2 separate regions of the Homo sapiens genome follow, and region 1 is linked to region 2. A link is a loop called in an ENCODE intact Hi-C map of the cell type or tissue named here. Cell type or tissue: endothelial cell of umbilical vein. All regions are shown on one strand. Links, peaks and the distances in the headings refer to the core of each region. The heading gives the core; the rest is flanking DNA.

Region 1 (8,338 bases), core at 1,588-6,587, 280 kb before region 2:
AGGGCCAGATAGTAAACATTGTAGACTTTGGGGGCCAAGAGGCAAATTAAAGCTGTTATGCAGGTAGTATTAACCATGTAAAACAGAACCACTAAAAAAATTAAAAGCCATTATTAGCTTTCCCACCTTAAAAAAAAAATATTAAAAGCCATTATTAGCTTTCCCACCTTTAAAAAAATCTGGCTAGATTGGGCAATACAAAAGAATATAAGGCCGGGCGCAGTGGCTAACGCCTGTAATCCCAGCACTTTGGGAGGCCGAGGCGGGTGGATCACAAGGTCAGGAGATCGAGACCATCCTAGCTAACACAGTGAAACCCCGTCTCTACTAAAAATACAAAAAATTAGCCAGGCGTGGTGGTGGGTGCCTGTAGTCCCAGCTACGCAGGAGGCTGAGGCAGAAGAATGGCGTGAACCTGGAAGGCGGAGCTTGCAGTGAGCCGAGATCAAGCCACTGCCCTCCAGCCTGGGCGACAGAGCAAGACTCCGCCTCAAAAAGAAAAAGAATATAAAAATATTTACGGCAATTGAGAATTTTAGAATACCAGGATAGTAAACAAGTTAAAGCTCTACAATGAGAGAGAGAAAGCAGAAACCTGAATCAAATTATTTTCAATTATGGTAGTAAATAAATATAGGCTTTATGATAACAAAAACATTACTAAACACACTATATAAAAATGGTGGTATGAGACACCTTTGAGTAGAAAAAGTAAAACTGTTGCTCACATTTGCAACACAGTAATAAATAAAATAGAAAATGACTCTGCCCTCCAGCAACCACATGACCACAGTCCATCACTAAATAGTAATCTTAGTTCCTCTTCTACTCAGTACAAACTTTAATAACTAAGCCAAGAAATGAAAAATAAAGTTCTCCACAGAAGTTAGCTGAACTAATACAGAGAAATTAAACATCAAATGTGTGTTAAAAAATCACAAAGATGATCATTACTAAGGATTCAAATCAATGGAAAAAGTTTTTAGAACTGTTTACTTGTCAGAGATTCATATATTTACAAGTGTTACTTCAGGCCTCAGAATTACTGAATATAAAATCAGTGGACATTTTCCATAATTATCACTGTATCAATAAGAATAATTAAAATAAGCAATTGTCTAAGTACCAGGATCTGAACAATGGAAAGGAATCCAAAGAAAATATATCAGGGCATCCTGTGTGTAAGGGAATAAAGAATTATAATAAGAGTTTACCATTAAAATTTTAAAATAGATTGAAATCAGAAATGTAAAAAAACAAAAATGTTAAAAGACGACTATGACTTACTTCTATGTTGCTTTTTCCCCACTAAGGAACAAAGAATACAAATTTAAAGATTTTATTCTCCCTACCTCACATCATCAACAAAAAATCAATTCCAGTCAAATTACAGAACTAAATATAAAAGGTAAAACATATTAAAGCTTCTGAAGAGAACAAAAAAGAAGATCTTCATAATCTTGGGGTAGAAAAATTTCTTAAACAGCATTAACTAAAACAACAACAACAACCAAGAAATTGTACTTCAGAAAATTTAAGAAACTCTGTTCATAAAAAGACAATATTGAGGAAAAAAAAAGGCATGAACTGGGAGAAGATGTATGCAACACATAAATCCAACAGGGAGCTCATATTCAGTACCCATATTAAGAAGTCCTATAAATAATTAAGAAAATGAAAGACAACAAAATTAAAAATAGGCAAGACTTGAGCAGGAACGTCAGGAAAAGGGGATATCCAAACTGCCAATAAAAAGCTAAAGAAGTGCTCAACATCAATAGTCACCAGAGAAATGCAAATTAAAACTAGAATGATACATCACAACACTACCACCAGAAGACTAAAACTGAAGATTGACAATTCCAAGCATGGTCAAAATGTAGAGCACCTGGAACTCTCATTACTGTTGAGACTGTAAACCAACATAACCACTTTGGTCAACTGCATGGCTTTAGCTACTTAAAGCTAAACACATGGAAAGCCTACAATCTAGCAATTTCACTCCTGAGTGTACATGTCCATCATAAAACATATACATGAGTACTCACAGCAGCTTTTTCTTGACACCCAAAACCTAGAAACAGAAATGGCTATCAATGATAAAATGAACAAACTTTGGCATATTGATACAATGGACTGCTACACTGCAATGGAAAAGAATAAACTGCTGCTAAATGCAAAAATGAAGATAAATTCCAACCATGTAATGACAGGAAAGAACCTGACACAAGTGTACATACTACACAACTAAAGTCTAAAAACAGGCCAAACCTATCTATAGTGAGAGACATCAAAAGGGTGGTTCCTGGAGATGGTGGCAGGAACTGACTAGAGAGAAACACAGGAGCACTGTCCAGCACTCTACTACAAATCTTGTTCTTATACATTCTTTTGTAAAAATATAACCAATATTTGTGCACTTTGCTCAATACCTCAATTTAAACCAGTTGGTCCCTTTGATTATCAATTCCACTTTGGAGAATTTGTCTCACAGATGCTCAATTAAATGTGCAAAATGACACTGTACAAACCACTAGAAACAAACACAATAGAGAAATATCTAAATAAATTATGGTAGAAACATAATATTCAGAGATAAGAAAGAATGAGGAAACTCGTATATTGAGAGGATTTCAGAAAGGAGACTTAGCAGAGGGATTATTAACACAGATCCCAAAATGAGACTGTGAATTCAAATCCCAATACCAGCACTAGCTTTGTGAGCATGGCATTTAACCTCTCTCTGCCTCAGTTTCCACATCTGTACAGTGGGGGTGATGACAGTACTATTTCTCATGAGGCTGTTATAAGAGCTGAGTAACTGAATGTATATAAAGACATCAGAGGAGTGGCTGACACATAAGTGCTTAATAAAGATTGGCCACCACTACCACCATCACCATCCTCTTCTTTAAGATACATTATCACCATCATAGTTAAGAAATGTTGCTCTACAGAAAAAAGCACGGTTTAGAACAGTGTGTGTAGTATGCAACCTTTGTGCAAAAATGCAAAAAAATAGGAACATATACTCATTTTTGTTTCCATAAACACGAGGGTCTCCTCAACAATACGCGAGAAACAAACAGTAGTTACTTATCAGTGTGATACGAGAGATAGGTAGGACTTCCAGCTTTCACTGTATGTTAATGTGTAGAAATAAATAAAACATTACATCCATGTGAGTATAGTACTTATTTTAAAATTATTTAAACAAAAACATCACTAGCATTTATGTTCAATTATAGAGTAAATGATATCAAAGTTGCTTTGAATACCATTTTAATCTATAAAATGACATATTAAGATGGTATTCAGCATGTTTTATATAAACAAATGTAAAAGAATCACTAGAAAAAGAAAATTAATGAATGCTCTCTAGTTTCATATTTTTAGGTGAACACAACAAAAGAGGAATCAATGTATATAAATTAGCTTATCTTCACCACTAGTGATTAAAGTATTAAGCACTACATAGTTTGAACCTAATCATAACCCTACTTTCTATTCAGTTTTCTTTCTTTGTTTTTTCCTACAGACACCAGCTCCTGTGAATCTTCCTGCCCCACCTGGCTATTCCAGATCATATCATTCAAGCAAACCTAATTTCTGCTTAATTTTTTTTTCTGGCTCCCAATGAGACCTTAGTAAATAACTGGTATAGCAGGATGTATACTCAGATTTATGAACAAGTATATTCTTTATGTCGCATTTTTTAAAAATTCAAAACTCTTAAAATCAGATAAAGGAAAGTTTTATGGACTATATCCCAAGATAGGAATTTAGACTTACTATATAAAAGGATATATTAAGATGGTATTCAAGAGACATAGGATTTTATCAATTTTTAAAAGCTTAATATAAGGAAAAAAGACACTGCTTTCTAATTTGCTTTCTAATTTTTTAAAAACAATTTTTTCAATCCTAAACATAACTTTACCTAAAAGTGGGTATAATTTCATTAACTTTTTCTTTATGTTTAATTAGCAACTAACTCCCATGCAGTAACTTTAATTTTGTCAACAATTTCAAATACATTTCTCTTTGCTGCCTCTAGATGGCACAATTACATTTAAGAAAAGGAAAAAGTCTTTGAAAATAAATAGAAAAAAAATCTTAGTACTACAGTATTTTAACTTTAAAGAATTGTGTATTACATTTTTTTAAGAGATTAAAAGTCTGAAAGATAAAAGAATAGCTTATTCCTTCCAGAAAAGGATTATACTAATTTAATAGTTTTGAAGAACAGCTAGGAAGTTCACAAATAGATGCTTTAAACTGGTATTAGACTAAATAAAAATAAAAGTTTCACATGGTGCAATATCACAGCGAAGGCTTATAAAATGCATTTTTGTGTATGTTTTGTGTTTCATTTATTTTGCTCAATTTTTTCTTGTTAACTTATAAATTTCTGACAATGTTGAATATTATTTCTCATCAGTACATCACAGTTTATTTTATATTCAAAACTGAATGAGAAAACACTTTCAAAATGGAAGAGAAAATGCCACATACTTTAACGCTTCATGCTTTAATTTAAAAGGTGGCAGTGGCTCATGCCTATAATCCCAGCACTTTCCGAGCTTGAGGCAGGCAGATCACTTGAGTCCAGGAGATCAAGACCAGCCTGGGAAACATGGCAAAACCCAGTCTCTACTAAAAATACAAAAATTAGCCGGGTTTGGTGGTGCCTGCCTGTAATCCCAGCTACTCAGGAGGATGAGGTAAGAGAATCACCTGAGCCTGGGAGGTAGAGGCTGCAGTGAGGCGAGATTGCACCACTGCACTCCAGCCTGGGCAACCTGAGTGAGACTCTGTCTCAAAAAAACAAAAAATAAATATAAGTTGACTACACAATAATAAAATGTGAACTTATAGAAACCAGACTCATGCTTACAGAAATCAAGACATCTTCCATTTACAAAGAGAATCAGAATCATAAACTGTCAACACTAAAGTTAATCCCAATTGAATAAAGGTCCTTTATATATACAAATATACAAATATAGCCGAGTCTATAAACATACATGTTTAAATATGTTGCTTGCACTTGTATAAAATGCTCAATTATGTCAATGAAAAGATAATCCCTTTACTCTGATAAATAATCTATTCACCTTTCTGCTTGCTTGACCTGTGTACCAGGTAAGGTATAAGTTGAATTGAAACAACAACAACAACAAAAAAAAACATACAAGAGTCAAAGAAAATTATTTATAATTCAGGTTTACTTCAAGATCATTTCTAGTGCTAAATGCTATTTTTTTAAGAAAAGAAAAATTCATGAAATGTAAAATATATCATGTTTCAAGGTATTTAGCACTTTGATAAAACATTTTCTAGAAAACAGATTTACAGCTGGAATCAGAAATAACATAGAAGTTCCTCACACCCAGAGTAACCTCAAACCATTTCTGGGAAATGTCTTTCACACTCGTCAGTAATTCCTTCCACCGTACTCTAAATATACTCCTTGATGTCAGTATTTATAATAATTACAATATAAAATAAGAACTAGCATGGTTTATTTCATAATTATCTGCTCAGACGTCAGATTCACTTAAAGACCTCATTAATAAAAACACTTGCTCCTGTACATTAATAACTGTTATTTTACCCCCCAAAAATTACAGGTTGAGTATCCCTAACCCAAGAATCCTAAATCCAAAATGCTCCAAAATCTAAAACTTTTCAAAGAAAATGCTCCTTGGAGGATTTCAGATTTTTGGATTAGGAATGATGAACTGGTAAGTGATAATGCAAATATTCCAAAATCTGAAAAAATCCAAAATCCAAAACATTTTTAGTCCCAAGCATCTCAGATAAGAGATAAGACTCAACCTGTAATTAGTGTTAACAACGGCAAATAACAGAAAACAACACTAGACTGGCATTAAAACTGAAAAGACATTCTTTGTGTCAATACTGTCACTTGCAATGACAAAAATGAAATTATCATGATTAATTCTAAATTTAAATAGAGTCTAACAATTACGACATGTAGTGGGAAACAGCGCTAGATTGCAAAGTAGGAAAATGTTCTTTCACTACTCACTGTGTATCCTTCGGCAAATGAAATCACTCTTTCTGGGCAGAGGGAATCTGCATCAACAGTCTCTCCAAGTTTTAAGGTCAAAGACTAACTGAACTGATTGACTTATAAAGTTGATTTAAAATTCCTATATACCAAACTCAATCCCATACATTTCACTTGGTAGTAACTTAATTTCCCTTTAAAATCAAAATTAGAACACATATCATCTCATATAATCAAAGGGAGCAAATTATGTTAAAAGTAAAAAAAAAAAAAAAACAAAAAACAAAAAAACACTTCATTTGAGCTTAATTATGCATAGCAAAAATGTAGAATAGTGTTTATGCATAAAGTTAACAACTGCCATACCATTAAAACTGCATAGTTACTAAGGGAGTAGCACTGAATCGTAGTGATATTTTCATCTGAATAGAGTATATGGCACCCATCTGACTTCCAGCCTCCTTGTCCGTTCAGCAAATCGAAATCCCACCGGGCTGCAACAGCATCTGCTCCATGTGCAATTCGACGCAGTGTCACATTAACAGGGATGTGGTGGGTATCTACATTCACACCATCTGGAGAAAATGGGAAATAAAAATATTTCTGAAACAAACTTCATAACCAATTATAAATGTCAACTTCTACAGTAATGGGTACTCTGCAAGATCTTTCTTCACTAGTGACTCATTAAAACGAGAAAACACTAAAATAAGCATTTTTAGGAACAGTCAACTACAAGGCCTTATTGTCCACTGACTACAGGATAACATATGCCACATACAAACCTATTTTGGTGAGAATCACAGGGGTAACCACAGTACGTCGTTTTCCATCATCAGCCAAATTTGTTGAATTTCCAGTGGCTGGAAAAAGCTTTCCATTGCGGAATGCAATGAGTTGAAGCTTGTAAAGAGAGTCATCAGTTGGTCTGAGTTCTCTTTTTTGCTTTGGTGAGAAAAGGGAAGGAGGAAGCTGAATAGAAGCCTCCACAATAGTATTCTGAAAAAATATATATACATAAAAAAAGCTCACTACATTAGTACATAGAAACCAGAAAAAAATATGTCAGATAGTTACAAAAGTGGTATAATTAGGTTGACTTCATTTTTTAAATTGGATATACAAAATTTAACAGTTAAAAAAATCATCAGTCAAGCGAAATGTCAACACCACATAACATAGATTAAAAGAAGTATAAAACAGAAATGCAAACTTTAAAGAGTTAAATAAGTAAACAAGAAAAGTGTTTCAAATTAACAAAGTTAATTTTCCCATGATATTATATGTTGAAGTAGATAGCATTAAACAGATCAAGGATCTCAATGATCAGGCTGTATCAATTTTACAATGATAAAATATGATAAAGAAGCACAAATGTAGCATATCATAAATATGAGTATAATTAATTTGGGCTTATGGAACTTTAAGGTGATTTATGATGAATTCAAACCTCCACACAACAAAAGAATGAAATTATACAAACATAATAGAGGTTTAGATTCAGTACACTTAGCAGAAATTTCCTTGAGACTAGGAAACACATTTAGAAAAAAAAAATAATAACACATAGGAACAACTGAAAATGCTGACTGATCACTGAATTTTTTCAGATTTCTTTATTGAGGATTTTTAAATAACAAATTATTCAGCATTCAGTAAAAAATATATATATACCAAAGAAGTGAACAATTAACCATCTAAAAACATTCCATAGTTGAAGAATTTATTGTACAATCTTTTTCTTGGCTTCTAACCTCTCTTCTTCTAATTCCATATTCACCGGAATTTCCCCTTAAGAAACAAATCGAATCATGTTATTCCAGTTTAAATAACACCTTGGTTTTGCAATGTTTAATACTAAGCCCAAATCCTAAGTTCACCATATAATTTGATGAAAATCTATTGCTCAGATGTATCCCCTGAATGCTCCTATAGCACAACCTAAAACACAGCTACACTGAGTTATCAATTTAAGTTCTCCTATATTCTTTTTATGCCACCATGCTCACTGCACAGACCAGCATCTCTACCTGAAATGCTCCACTATTCTTTCATCTCACAAACTTTTGAATTGGTGTAACGGAAAGTGGATTAGAATGAAAAACGTTGGCAGCCAGGGGGAAGACTTTATACAGAGTCCTTGAAACAGGGCTTTTTTGGACAGTTAATTGCATCTCCTCAGTATATTGCATCTTCAGATTAGCTGCTTCCTCTTCTGGACTCACACAACACTCTGCACACATTAGTCATAATACACACTTGCAGTCCCCCATGATGTAGCTCACTGTCTGCTCCTCAAGC
Region 2 (8,338 bases), core at 1,808-6,807:
ATACTCTGTAGGAATACAACGGAGTTAGCTTGTTTCAAGGGAGAGTTTTTTTATTGGGAAGATGACCTAACTGGCTAAGTCCAAGTTTGTGGAAACAACATATCTGAGGAATCCGAATCAGATCAATGAAATAGAGTTTCTAGCAGCTGCACTGTGAATAACGTCCTGAAAGATGCTGCTGCTGGAACTCGATTCCACAGCTATGGGTGTTTGTTGGAAGGCACCCAAAAGGGATTCCAAGGGCCCTGCCTCTACTGACTGCCGTTTATTCTTAAAGCACTAGGCTCAACAGTTGAGCTTTGTGTGGTATTGAGTGGGTTTTATGATTACTTGTTTGCCATTGTTAGTGTCAGCCTGTCAACACCTTGAAGGGCAGAGCATTTTTGTTTGTTTTGAAAATTACTCAATAGCAAATCCTTAATTATACAGCAGTATGGCTTTTTGAAAGGTTGAGTGATGTACTGCTGTTGTTTTAGATTTCTTTCATGCTAAATCTTATGAGGTGCATAGCCTTCAATAACTAAATGCAAATAATGCAATCGAATCCCACTTGAGCCTGCCATTAATTATCTCACATTTATCTTCATTTCCAGGCTGGTGATATGGGCCAGCATTCAAGACAACTAGAAAAAATATCCAGTAAAGGTTTTGAAGTTCCTTTATGTGCAGGGATTTATGATACACAGACACGTGTGAACCATACACACATACATGCATGTATACACACATACATGCATGTATGCACACATCTGCTTTCACATCTACACACATCTACATCTGCATAATACCACATGCATGGCTAGATGTAACACATGCACATATCAATGTGTCACACATATTTACACATATATGCACACTCACATGTTTACTGTATTTGAAATTTTTGGTTGCAAGTAACAGGAAACAAACTCAAAGACACCTAAACCATAAAAGGAATCCATAATTTCACAAAGGTTATTTCATTCCCTCTTTCCTCTATATGCCAAGGTTGATCCTCTATGTTTGTGAAATGGCTGCTAAAAACTTCCGTATTGAGGTGTAGCAGGAAGAGTATGTCTTTCTGGATAGCTTCTTTGGAAAAGTGAGGAAGCTTTTTTCTTAGAAATCTTAACAGACCTTCTCTCATTTTTTATTGTTGGAATTGGGTTTCAAGCCCATCACTAATTTAATCCCTGTAACCAATGAGATGAAATATGAATATGGCCTTAAATGAATCCCTGGAGCTGACAAGTTATTACGTGGGGCCCAGGGTCAGATTTTCCAGAAACATTTAGGCTGCATAGGGTAAAAGGCAGATACCCAATGGAAAATCAAATTCTGTTACCAAAAGGTAGGTCGTCCAAGTCCTGGGTGGCTCATGTTAGTAAATGTTCCTACCCCTGGCTCCTGCACACGTACACACACACAACACGGCTGTCAGAATTTCCACAACCAAAGACGCCCTTTATTACTGAATTACTTTCTACACCTCATGTTTTGACAGATTCTGTCTACTAAGAAACTGAGAGCAATATGGTAACTAATTCATTTTTGCATTTTCATGCCTGAGAAGCTGGTATTACCACAATGAGTTTATGTAATTCCAGTCAATATTAAAGCAATACAATTGATGTTTAGGTAGCCTGGGAGACCTTATAGGAAGTAAATGTACAGTAGTAATTAGAATTATTGAAATCTTAAAAATAGCAGATTACTTGCAGGAGTCGGCGGCCTTTTTGAGAAGCAATTTTGTAAAATTTGCCTTCTGAGGTCAAAATTTGGCTAGACCTTTCTTGGTAAATGCAGGAAATCATGATGAATAATCCATTGCACCAACCACTGCAAGTAGATGTACCCTTTGCACCTGCCCCTTCTTCACGTTCCCTTCCACTTCCTTTCTTCTCCAATGACATAGTATCACTGAAGAGGCTCTCCTCTGGAAGAAAACACTTTGAAGTCATTTAACTATGTTAAAAAAAAAAAAAAAAAGCTCAAGGAAGCAGTTTGTTTTCAGAGAGTGTATTTATCAGCAACTCTCCACTCTCAGTAGTTTAGAAAAATAAAAGTTTATTTCTTATTTACACTGTAGTTTAAAGTGGATTGTTCACAGGCTGTTATGTGGCTCTGCTCCATGCTGTGATACAGAGAACCAGGCTCCTTCCGTCTGAGAATTCCTAGGGTCTTAGAGTCTTCCAGTGGAGCCTGTATATCCAGCCAGTGGATGAAAGAAGAATGATGATACATGGCTGAAACATGAATGATTATGCAGGCAGATTGTAGTGTCCCAGCCTGGCAGTGGTACACATTACTTCTGCCTACATTCCACTGGCCAGGACACATAGTAATGTGGTCACAACCATTTGCAAAGTTGCTGAAAAATGTAGTCAAAAAGTGTGGCAAGATGGAAGGGGAAACAAGGGCGGCTAGAACACACAGGCATCTTTGCTACAGATAGACTAACGTTCATTTAGAATCTTTTTCTCCTACACAGGTATGCAGGAGCATTTTGAATGCCAGAGTTTTTGAATCTCAGCAATTCAAGTTGGGAGGGTCAAGATCATGACTAATAGGGCTGAATTCTTACTAAAGAACAGCTTGTTTTACAGTTAACAAATAAAGTTTTGTGCAAGATTTTTTTTTTCCTTTTTACCTAGAGGTCCCTGAATTTACAGTTTCTTCATGATATGGTTTGGCTCTGTGTTCCTACCCAAATCTCATGTTGAATTATGATCTTCAGTGTTGGAGGAGGGGCCTGGTGGAAGTTGATTAAATCATGGGGGTGGATTTCTGCCTTGCTGTTCTCATGATAGTGAGTGAGTTCTCATGAGATCTGGTTGTTTAAAAGTGTGTAGTCTCACGCCTGTAATCCCAGCATTTTGAGAGGCTGAGGCGGGCGGATCATGAGTTCAAGAGTTCCAGACCAGCCCGACCAACATGGTGAAACCCCGTCTCTACTAAAAATACAAAAATTAGTTGGGTGTGGTGATGCATGCCTGTAATCCCAGCTACTCAGACGGTTGAGGCAGGAGAATCACTTGAACCTGGGAGGCGGAGGTTGCAGTGAGCCGGCATTGCGCCACTGCACTCCAGCCTGGGTGACAGAGCGAGACTCCGTCTCAAGGAAAAAAAAAAGTGTGTAGTCCCCCTTCACTTGCACTCTCCTCCTGTCACATGAAGACATGCTTACTTCCCCTTCATCCTTCTGCCATGACTGAGGCCTCCCAGCCCTGCTTCCTGTATAGCCTGTGGAACTGTGAGTCAATCTAACGCCTTTCCTTCATAAATTACCTAGTCTCAGGTAGTTCTTTACAGCAGTGTGAGGACTGATTAATATACTTAGCAGTCCCAGGACTTCTAGAAAGAGCACACCTGTAGACAAAACTATAATGCAAGTAACTTATGTTTGCTTGGGGAGTAGACAGAGGTTGGTGACACTCGTGAATAAAAAGGTTTGTTGTGCTGTTCTGAGGCAGTACCTTCAGAAGGTGGCAGGACGTCAGAGGAACTACTGTGGCTGTGATGAGCGGCAGTTGAACATAGAACCTCAGAGCTTCACCCCTGGAGAAGGCTTGAGTCCCTAGAATCAGTGGACTTGAAGAGACCATAGTAGACCTGGAGAGTGGGCATCTTGGCATTAACTGGTACAGACCAACACTGGGAGGTAGGGGAATAGAAACACAGGTATTACAAAGAATTTTGGTTTTCATAAGACCCAAATTTTCTTGTATGGCCCTAAAATGAAGCAGAGGGGGCCCAAATACAGTAATGACAAATTAAATTACCAGCCAATCTTCCTGGATGGGACCATGAAGTCAGACTACTTTTTGTATACAGAAAAATCTAAAATACAATAATTCTTTCTTACCTGAGATGATGGCTGCAAATTCATGCCTTAGAGCCATTTGGGCCCTAGTGCAGGGCAGATGAGTGAAATGAGTTCTCAGAAACGTGAGAAAGATACAGAGGGGTGCTGGGTTGCAATGGAAGGTCTTAGGGGAGGGGTGGAAAGTGAGTTCAAGGAGGGCTACAGTTACGAAAATGTGTTCTGTGGACTCCTAGAGGTCCTCAAGACCCACTTGGGTGTACACCAGGTCAAAACTTTTTATAATGATGCTACGATATGATTTGCCTTTTCCACTCTTGTCTGTATTCTTCTGTGAGTGTACAGTGGAGTTTTCTAGAGACAACAAATTGAATAAGACGCAGATAGGAACATTAGCTGTCTTCTATTAAACCAGGCATGCAAAGAGATTTGTAAAAATCTTAAACAGTGACACTCTTCTCACTAAATATTTTTGTTTGTTTGTTTGGGGTTATATGGTTATTTTTCATAAAATAAGTAACTTCTGTTAACATGCTCTTCATTGCTGTTTGAAGTCAACGATAAATGTTTTTTTAAAATCTCAGTTTTAATTTCTAATACAGCAAATATATTTAATATAAAATATAACCCACATGAAAGAAAAAAAGTTCTTTAGGAACCACAATTATTTTTAAGAGTGTAAAGAGATCCTGACACCAAAAAGCTTGAGAATGTTGGATTAGAACAACAACCCAATCAATGTTGAGAGAAATTAATTCTGCCACTTGTGGACTAATAACTTCAGAGTATGTGAAGCACTGAGAAGATAGATTGTTTCTTCTGGAGAAGTATCTTTAGAAGAGCAGTAGTAATTAGCCAGGGGCGACTGGTGTAGACAGCCATTAGTGAAATAACTGAATTTTAATACCACTTTATACTGCAACTTGCAAACCTAAAAAAATTGCAATACTGCCATCTAGCGTTCTATCGTGAAAACATTTCGATATTTATTTTTTCTCTCAATTTACAATTGCTTCAGAACTGAATGACAACATAAGCCAAATTTAATAGTTTGCCATGCATTTGTTAGGTTATTTCACCAAACATGTACCTTTAAATATCTTCAGTGTCTTTTCCAATTTCTTTCTGTATATAATCTCTTCTTAGAGTTAGGATAACTGGAGAAGGTAGGATTTCAACCTACTTATACCTTGTTTCAAACTTTATGTTCCTGTCATTACACAATGTAGAATGATTTAATGGCAATGTAGAGAAACCGAGTAAGTAACTTTCCTCACTTCGGTTATACATACCTCCTCTCTTTCCATAGTCTTTTTTTTTTTTTTTTTTTTTTTTTGAGATGGAGTCTCATTCTGTTGCCCAGGGTGGAATGCAATGGTGCAATCTCAGCTCACTGAAACCTCTGCCTCCTGGGTTCAAGCGATTCTCCTGCCTCAGCCTCCCGAGTAGCTGGGATTACAGGCGCCTGCCACCATGCCCGGCTAATTTTTGTATTTTTAGTAGATACAGGGTTTCACCACATTGGCCAGGCTGGTCTCGAACGCCTGGCCTCAAGTGATCCGCCCGCCTTGGCCTCCCAATCCATAGTCATTTTTTTTTAAATAAACTTTTTATTTTGGATCAATTTTAGATTTACACAGAAGCTTCAAAGATAGTACAGGGAGTTCCCATGGCCCCTCATCCAGTTTCCCCTACTGTTAACATGTACATTTCTGTGGAAACCCATACCCACTGGGTTCCTGGCACAATGGACAGAAGTTCCACACCAATGAACATGACTGAAATTTCAGAAACAGAAACTTGGGGGTCAGAGAGGGTGGGCTGGGGAAATAAAAAAGTTTACATATAAAAGAACAGGACTTGTATTCTCATCAAACTTGTCAGTAGCCACACCAGAAGCTAGAAAATCAGGAACCAATGCCTTCAAAATTCTGAGTGAAAATTATTTTCATCATAAAATCCTGTACAAAACTGCATATTAAGAGCAATGTTAGACTAAAGACAATTCCAGAGCAACTACAGAGTTTTGAAATATTTATGTCCCATGCCCCCTTTATCAGACAGTTATTTGAGGATGTGCTTCTCTAAAGCGGGAAAAGAAACAGAAAGACCAGGGGAGAGGTGAAGGAGCCTCTCTGAATGATGTGAAGGAGATCGTGGGTCAAAGCTCTGTGGTGTCCTAAAAAATAAACAGTGCAGAATGGAGCAGGAAGACAGAGTTGTTTGAACAACTCAGAGATGTATTCTTCTGTCAGAGTGTTTGGGGATGAATTAGTAATAGGTGTAAAGAAGATGAAATAAACATAAAGATCAGGCAGTGGATTAACCCTAGAGAAAATTAAAAGTTGCATGGAAGCATGGTATGTATACTATATGGCTCAGCTTTGAGCCATACAGACTCATAGAAATATAAATATTGAATTCATTTAAATGAAAAGGTAATTTTATCATGTTGGCCAGATGGGAGAAGGTGGAAGAGAAGGAGGGAGGAGGAACAGAGAGAGAGAGTGCTAGATCCTCTGCCCTATACCCAGAAGTCAATAATTATCTAAAATTGAAAAAAATAAGCAGCAACACCCTATTATTTACACAATATGGGATTAAATATCAGAAGAAATGGTTAAAAGTGGTTACCTCTACAGAGTACGGATCAGGAATTGGGATGAATGAACTAAGGGAAAATTCTAGTAGGATGATAATGACTTTTTAAAACAATGTTCATGTTACTTTAAAAGGCAAAACATCAGGTAAATGGGTGCCCTGCCAAATCAGGGACTTAGCACCCAGGGTTATCAACTCTGTTAAGAATCAGGGAGTGCTGGGGGAAGAAAGTATAAATGATGGCCTTGTACAAAGTATCTTGGATTCTTATCAAGGCTGTGGCAGTCAAGTGTCCTTTGCCCCTGCTTCCTTGTTGTTTGCATAAATATTTGTATTCTGAGGCTTCATTCTAGGGTGAGAGCTCATTTTCTGTTTGCACAATTGCCTGGCTCCTCTGGCCAAAGGGTGCTCTGCTTCTGGCAGCTGAAGATCCCAGTAGACAGCTTCTTAAACCATGGCTTTCCCTGCAGGATTTGGATGGGCGGCAGCCACTGCAGCTTATCAAGTAGAAGGTAGGGGACACTCTCTCCCCTTCACTGGGGTGGGAGTGCTTTATTTCTGGTGTGTCCTGTGTACCTGAGGAAGATGGTGGGGTAAGGAGGCAAAAAGAAAAGCAAAGAATTGAACAGACCACAATGTTATCAATGAATTTGTTTCCCTTTTCAAACATGTCAGGGGTGGGGGCTCACATTCTCTTGTCTCTTTAGGCACAAGGAAGGGTGGAGGGATGAAGAGGTGAAAACCAAGCTGTGGCTGGATTTTCAGTCAGTCCAAACTCAGCTGAGACATCAGTTTACATTGGACCAGCTGCTTTTATAATTGATTTTTAGAATCCATTTGCCCCAACTCCTCTACAAAGGAGAATCATTTTTTTCTATTGGCTGGAAGAATATTGGGTCGATTTTTTCAAAGAGCCCTTCATTAATTGGGAAAAGTTCCCTGTTCTATTCTTAGTGAGCGCCAAGCCAAGCCTAATCTTGTATGCCACCATATTTCCTGGGGCAGCTGAGAAGTAAATAGAAGCAAATGGTAAAGAGCACCCAGAGTGCCTGTGGAGCCCAAGTTCTGATCCTCATCCTACCACACACAAGTGTGTGAATTCTTTGTCCTCCTTGAGTCTCAGTTTCTTCATCTGTGAAATAGGAAGATGAGCTTTACTTTTCTAAAACACGTATGTCCCCCCTTCCCCTCCACAAAGGGAGTTAGAGATTGTTAATAGCTACCATGGAGAAAATATTTATTTGGTCAAATAAGTATATGAAACCCTGGATTAAACAAAGCAAAGTGAGTTATTGTGGTAGCTTCCTAGGATTGCCATAATAAAATATCATAAACTGTGGGGCTTAAACAACATAAATTTATCCTCTTACGGTTCTAGAAGCCAGAATTGGCCACTGGAGGATGTAATTAGCCAAGTTAAGATGAGATCATACTGGAGTAGGGCAGATATGCAATCCAATATGACCGGTGTCCTAAAAAGAAGGAAATTTGGACACTGAGAAATTTGGAAATTTGAAAGAAGAAAAATTGGACAAAGAGACAAGGAGAACACCGTGTGTGAGAGAGAGATTGGAATGTTACAGTAAGCTAAGGAGCAATAGTCGCCACTAAAAATTAGAAAGAGGCAAGAGGGATTTTACCTAGAGACTTGGGGGTCCATGAGCCTGCTGACACCTTGATTTTGGAACTCCAGCCTCTAGAACTGTGAGAGAATACATTTCTGTTGTTCAAGGCTTTCATTTTGTGGCACTTTGTTACAGCACCCCTAGAAAACTTATACACCGAGAAAAACAAGTCAATCAATCAATGAAATAATGACTGCTATGGTAAGTGCTATGGTGATAATAGGATGTTGTGGGAAAGGGTCACGTGAAAACCAGTTCTTCAGGATGGGTCATCAAGGAGGATCTTTGTGAACTAGCATCATTCCGTCTA

What was found. Peaks named below come from ENCODE experiments on the same cell type or tissue, not always from the same donor. Only the 100,000 strongest peaks of a DNase experiment are listed, where the experiment ranks them.
Region 1: it touches region 2 in a loop (20-fold over the local background); 101 of 110 quality-filtered maps call a loop at or near these places.

What each region holds. Positions count from the first base shown.
Region 1 is chr4:22,406,779-22,415,116 of GRCh38, forward strand. It overlaps ADGRA3 (adhesion G protein-coupled receptor A3), which reads right to left. Exons shown (of 19, transcript NM_145290.4): 13 at 6,823-7,036; 14 at 6,404-6,612. Among named protein-coding and RNA genes, the nearest start is that of MIR12115, 100 kb to the right of the region's middle. In endothelial cell of umbilical vein, for the core only: a CTCF peak has its summit at 4,060 (motif pointing right); no DNase peak of the experiment used is centred there.
Region 2 is chr4:22,686,159-22,694,496 of GRCh38, forward strand. It overlaps the pseudogene GBA3. Among named protein-coding and RNA genes, the nearest start is that of ADGRA3, 170 kb to the left of the region's middle. In endothelial cell of umbilical vein, for the core only: no CTCF peak of the experiment used is centred there; a DNase peak (open chromatin) is centred at 4,723.